Regions from separate parts of the Homo sapiens genome. Here region 2 is linked to region 1. A link is a contact called in ENCODE Hi-C or POLR2A ChIA-PET data. All regions are on one chromosome and are shown on one strand. Each heading gives the region's core, a stretch centred on a gene start or an enhancer-like site at or near the end of the contact. The rest is flanking DNA. Distances are from core to core; before and after follow the strand shown.

Evidence for each region. A loop is a pair of places that touch in the nucleus more often than their neighbours do. ChIA-PET counts read pairs that join two places held with the same protein, here RNA polymerase II (POLR2A). Pooled maps may share reads with other maps.
Region 2: a loop to region 1 is called in a map of chondrocyte, with 4 times the contacts of the local background. The contact joins two enhancer-like sites. A Hi-C loop is called at or near these places in 3 of 168 maps with a recorded cell type or tissue (ascending aorta, chondrocyte and mammary epithelial cell) and 4 of 50 pooled maps. POLR2A ChIA-PET finds 5 or more read pairs at or near these places in 1 of 52 experiments (H1).

The regions. Positions count from the first base shown.
Region 1 is chr9:27,086,141-27,089,092 of GRCh38, forward strand. No RefSeq gene overlaps it. Among named protein-coding and RNA genes, the nearest start is that of TEK, 22 kb to the right of the region's middle. Within about 2 kb of position 1,276, at least 2 of the 41 ENCODE cell types and tissues checked have a DNase peak (open chromatin) inside an H3K27ac peak, as active enhancers do.
Region 2 is chr9:27,192,956-27,195,980 of GRCh38, forward strand. All of the region lies in intron 11 of TEK (TEK receptor tyrosine kinase), which reads left to right. Among named protein-coding and RNA genes, the nearest start is that of TEK, 85 kb to the left of the region's middle. Within about 2 kb of position 1,621, at least 2 of the 41 ENCODE cell types and tissues checked have a DNase peak (open chromatin) inside an H3K27ac peak, as active enhancers do.

The DNA of each region.
Region 1 (2,952 bases), core at 26-2,525:
AAAATGCAAAAATTAGCCAGGCATGGTGGCGGGCACCTGTAATCCCAGCTACTCAGGAGGCTGAGGCAGGAGAATCGCTTGAACCCAGGAGGCAGAGGTTGCAGTGAGCCGAGATCATGCCATTGCACTCCAGCTTGGGTGACAGCGGGAGACTCCGTCTCAAACAAACAAACAAAACAACAACAACAACAACCAAAAAAAAGGCAAAAAAAAAAATTGGCTAAAAGGAAACTGTTCAAAATGCAAAAGACTTAAAACTGTGAAACCTCTAGCCTGCAGATCAACAGGAAAAAATCTGATTAGTCCATGGCCAAATGAACCAATTTAAAAGACACCATGAAAATGAAATTTGAAACAAAGTACCTATGAAATTTCAAATTATTTAAAGAACAAAACTATCCCATATGTTTCATTAAACATGAAAATACATTTTTAAACATAAATCTAAGTGTTATTAGCTTTCTTTCTCAACACATCGAGAAACTTAGGCAATGAGAATATTATCTGAGTTTCTTATCAGTTGTATTTTCTTATTTCTTGAATCACAACTATCCTTAAGATGAGAGCATCCTGGAAAATATTTATTTTTCTAAGACATTTGTCATCTTTTTAAAGGACTGCAGAAACTCAATTTTATTTTTTTAAAAAAACACTAACTCAAATTAAGTGGGCAATGTGTTCATGAAAAGGAAGAGAGATTCTGCCCCAATTCCTGGGGAAAGTCAGGGGCAGGACACAGAATATTCTTTTACAGTAACATTGGGATTGTCTTTTCTCATCAGCTCTAGGTTTAGACAAGCAGTGGGCCTGGTCTTTATGAGGTTTCCACTGAAATGAAGACAAGTGGGTGAAGGTAGAGACCAGGCATATCTTCCAGCGTGGGAGTGACTAAGAAGTGCCATATGTCTTCTTTTCAGCCTAAACCTTCAAAGAAGCAAATGATTACAGGGTAATTTAAACTATCAAGCTAAGAAAATGCACACACACATAATACCTAACTGTCAAAGGGCCGATTCACAACTTGGTCACTTAACTGAAGGAGAAAAGGAATGTTTGGAATTAGAATAAACAGACGCATATACAAACAGTTTATTATTTCTGCCAGAACTCTAAGTGGTTTCCCCATAATTTGGAGAATCTTCTGAGAAGGGTGCTCTGGAAATCCAAAGCTTATCTAGCAGAAACTCAAATTCAACACAAACCAAATAGATTCATCTTCCTCCGTAACCTACTCCTCTGCTTTTGACTTCTGTTTCTGCGTGACAGAGCCTGGTATCTGCGTTCTATTTATATTATATATTGTTATTCTGTGTTCCCAGAGAAACTGGAATGCAAAAACCTGACTGCATTTGCTCTTTAATAAAAACTATGGGCCGGGTGCAGTGACTCATGTCTGTAATCCCAGCACTTTGGGAGGCAGAGGAGGGCGGATCGCTTGAGCCCAGGAGTTTGAGACCAGTCTGGGTAATGTGGTGAAACCTTGTCTCTACAAAAATTACAAAAATCAGCCAGAGCGTGGTGGCGTGCACCTCTAGTCCCAGCTCCTCAGGAGGCTGAGGTAGGAAGATTGCTTGAGCCCAGGAGGTGGAGTTTGCAGCGAGCCGAGATCGTGCCACTGCACTCCAGCCTGGGCAACAGAGCTAGACCCTGTCTCAAAACCAAAACAACAACCACAACAACAACAACAAACCTATGTAATATAAGTTCTCCAGACTTCATTCCTCATTTGTAAATGAGGAATCAAACCTTGTAGGTAGAAAGAATAAAGAACATGGAAACCAGAAATATCTGTTCACACCCAAGTCTGCCATTTACCATGTGTATTGCCCTGGGAAATGTTAAGGGTCTCCTAGTTCTTACATTCTTTGACTTAATTATTTATCTGATGATGTTTCCATATTTGTTATTATATTGAAGAAAGTTAAATATTAACAAGACCCATAACATTAGTAGACATTGATTGCAGAGCCTCTACATATTGTGGGGAAACAAAGTTAGAGTTGAAAGGCTCCTAGGAAAGTGTTTTAATCCACTTCACTCTACACAGCCATGTTCTTGCCCACTCATGACTTTGCCTGTAGCTGCCTCCACCTCAACTTTCTCCCTCCCATCCATTTATTTATAGTCTATCCATACTTCAAAGCCCAACTCAAATATTTTCCCCTCACTGAAACCTCTTATGAAAATTTCAGTGAACATTGAACAATAACTGAACTTTCTAAATAAGTAATATTTAAATTCATTATGTATTTCCATGCTCAGCGATGTATAAAATATTTTTTTTTTTGAGATGGAGTCTCGCTCTGTCGCCCAGGCTGGAGTGCGGTGGTGCAATCTCAGCTCGCTGCAAGCTCTGCCTCCTGGGTTCATGCCATTCTCCTGCCTCAGCCTCCCGAGTAGCTGGGACTACAGGTGCCCACCATTACACCCAGCTAATTTTTTGTATTTTTAGTAGAGATGGGGGTTTCACCATGTTAGCCAGGATAGTCTCGATCTCCTGACCTCGTGATCTGTCCACCTTGGCCTCCCAAAGTGCTGGGATTACAGGCGTGAGCCACTGTGCCCGGCCTTATGATATACTTTTTGTTTCATATGCATGACTTGTGTTTAAATTACTCATTGTTTTATTCATTTCCAGTAAACACTCACTGAAAATCTACCACATATTCTGTGATCTTGGACATTATTTATGTAATTTTTTTTGGTAAAATGGGAATAGAAATTGCTATCTTTCAAAGGTGAAGAAGATTGAATGAGATAACATATGTGCAAGTGCCTGGCCTGTGTTGTGGCATAAATGTCTTTCTTTCTCTTTTATAAACAGGTGATTTCTGAAAATCATAAAAAAGAAATGGACTGCTTAACTTGTTCTCAAGATTAGGGATACTCTATCTAGAAAGCAAGTTTTTCTTGTGCTGTTTTGTAACTAGCACTGTCATTTTTTGAGTATTA
Region 2 (3,025 bases), core at 371-2,870, 110 kb after region 1:
TTCAGCTCCTGCATTTTATCACTGGCTTCCTGTTTCCATCTTAAGGGCCCAGACCAGGCTCTTGCCACAGGCATATTTTAGAAGTCCCAGTTTATTTATTTTCAAAAATAATTTCCAATTTTTCAAAGTAATTCATGGTCAGAGTCATGACATCAAATAGAATAAGAAGCTTTTATCTAAAGAACAGCATTCTCCTGCTCCACCCTCCACCTCCCAGTCCTGCTTCCTATAGGTAGCCACTTTCATCTCCTTAAGCTATTTCTTATATTTACCTCCCTTTTCTAAATCAGTGGTTCTCAAACCTAAGTGTCCATCAGAATCACTCAGAGAGTTTGTTAAAAGATGTTTCTGGGCCTCGTCCCCAGAGTTTCGGATTCAATGGTTTTGAGGTGAGGATGGGGCCGGGGTTCAAAAATTTGCATTTCTAGTAGGTTCCCAAGTGATGCTGCTGGTCCTGGGTCCACACGTTCTAGATAACATGTGTAAAATTACTTCTGGACTTCTCAGTGGTGTTTGGTATTGACTGGCCTTCTATTGCGTTAATTAACTCTGTGAAGCCTCCTTGATGCTAACCTGACCTCCAGCTTTCTGTTACCCAGGTACCCTCCATTGAAATACTGGAGTGATCTTTTGTAAGGTTCCATTCCTGGTTCTTTGAATTGTTCACTGTGTATAACCATTCTGTTACTCTCTCTTGGTCAGTACTTTATACTTTCAACTTCATATATATTTGATTTATATCACCTAGGAAAGTAAGAATTATCATCTTCCCTATTTTACAGATTGAAAAGTAGAGACTCAGAGTACTTAATAACAGTAAGATGCATCACCATACTAAATCTTCGGGCTTCATATCTTTGTCTTTTAGAGCCAGGATCTTGCTCTGTCACTCAAGCTGGAGAGTGCAGTGGTTTGATCAACACTCATTACAGCCTCTATCTCCTGGGCTCAAGTCATCCTCCCACCTCAGCTTCCTGAGTAGCTGGGACTACAGGCACACCACCACATCTGGCTACTTCAAAAAATTTTTTTTGTAGAGACGGGGTCTTGCTTTGTTGCCCAGGCTGGTCTTAAACTCCTGCCTCAAGCAGTCCCCCAGCCTTGGCCTCTCAAAGTGTTAGGATTACAGGGATGAGTCACCACTCCCAGTCCAGGCTCCATATCCTTTTGTTTCTCCAATTATTATTTCTACCTAGAATCCCAAAGGCACCAGCTTATTATCCCAGTTCACATATTTGCCTGTGTTTTACTCCATTTACTAAAAGTAGAAGGATATGTTATGATTGAGTGAAAAAACCAGGAAGAACATCCACTTTTCTTCTGCAGAGATTGTGCACCCTTAACAGAAACATCCTTCCTTCACACCACCCACCTAGTTTTTATGTTACTAGCAGCATCCTTAAAGAACCAAATGAGACTCAAAAGCTACTCTGAGACTTATAGAAGCATTACACACAAGTAAGAAATGGCTGCTTGGGGACCCACCTGGTTGTGAATATAAAAAATAAACCCAGAAACTATATAGAGAGGAAAAAGGGACCTCTACAACCATGACCCAAGGGATCCCTGATATGTCATCATGTTACTGCTAAAAGGCAAATGGTAGTTAATTCTCTCTCAAGTCACTGTTGGTGAGTCAAGAGGGGAAGAGCATAAACTGACTCAGATGGAAAGTATTTATGGAACAGAACATAAAACACTTCACAGCCCCACACTGTACTGTCTTCAGCCCTCAGAATGTGTTGCAGCCAGGAGGTCTCTCAGAATATTTCAAAGTAGTTCTCAGGGGTAGGCGGGAAGGGGATTATTGAAGGTTCTTCTTTTCCCATCATTTGAATTTTGCTGCTGTTTGCTTTTCATTTCGTCTGGCAGTTGCACTGTTTATGTGTGTTGATTGAGATGGTGAAGGCCAGGGAGTCCGGGAGGGGAAGGAAGAGAACACTTTCTGAACATAGTGCAGAAAGGGGCAGACAGGGAGGCGTATGGGGTAATCATGTTCCCAAAGGGCGGGAAAAGGGGAAATGACTATTTATTGAGTTACTCTTCTGTACCAGGCACAGGATTAGGAGGTGTAAATGTATTCTCCAAAATATCAACTCCCCATTCTCCTTTGTCATTGCAAACCTGCCTAAACCACTCTGGGTGGCTATTTTGGAGGTTAAACTTCAGAGGTTAACAAGAGGAGATGGCATCACCTCTCTCCATTTGCAAAGGTTACAGAGAAAGGGCCATCAGACCTTTTGCATAATGCCAAGAAAATGCATGCCTAGCTGCTGGTTCTCACTAGTCTGAGGGTAGTCAGAACCAGGCTGGTGGGACTTAATTCCCAGTAGATGGAAACAGACCCTTCCTCTCACCTCGAACCAAGAGTAAGAGCAGTGTTTCTCAACCTTTAAAAAAAAATGTATTGCTCATCCCCAGTGAGCTGTTTCAGATACGTTTATCCTAGTAGATCCTGCCTCCCGTGAAATTTTAATACCACAGATATGCTCTATATCTGTTTCTGTATTATGGTCCTCTGTAAACAATTGTAGTAATCTGAAATTTTCTCATACACTAAGAACAAATTTTTTTGCCCCATAGGAGTGATTGTGTCCCTACTGAGAATGCATGAATTAGAGGATCTCTATCCTACGTTTTGGAAGGACTTCATATCTGGAATTTAAAAATCAATTTACTATTATTAACTGAAAACACACTATTTCCTCCTTTGTCCAGTGACATAAGACATCTCGAAAGAAGGAAGGGAGGGAGGAAACCAGTGTTAATAGAGCCCCTAACACCTTCCAAGCATTTTCACATCCATTTTCTCACTTATTACTCCTGAGTCTGGAAGATGGATATTTTAATTTTATTTTACAGGTGAACTTGGAGAGATTATGAATTTGCCCAAGGTTGCAAAAGTAAAGTGGCATGTTCCTGTCTCTCTGATTTTAAAACCCATATTGTTTCTATTCAGTGATGTCTTGGTAGCCCAGGCTCCTGTGGGTGATTATGGCCAGGCATCACGTAGTCATAGCGGATA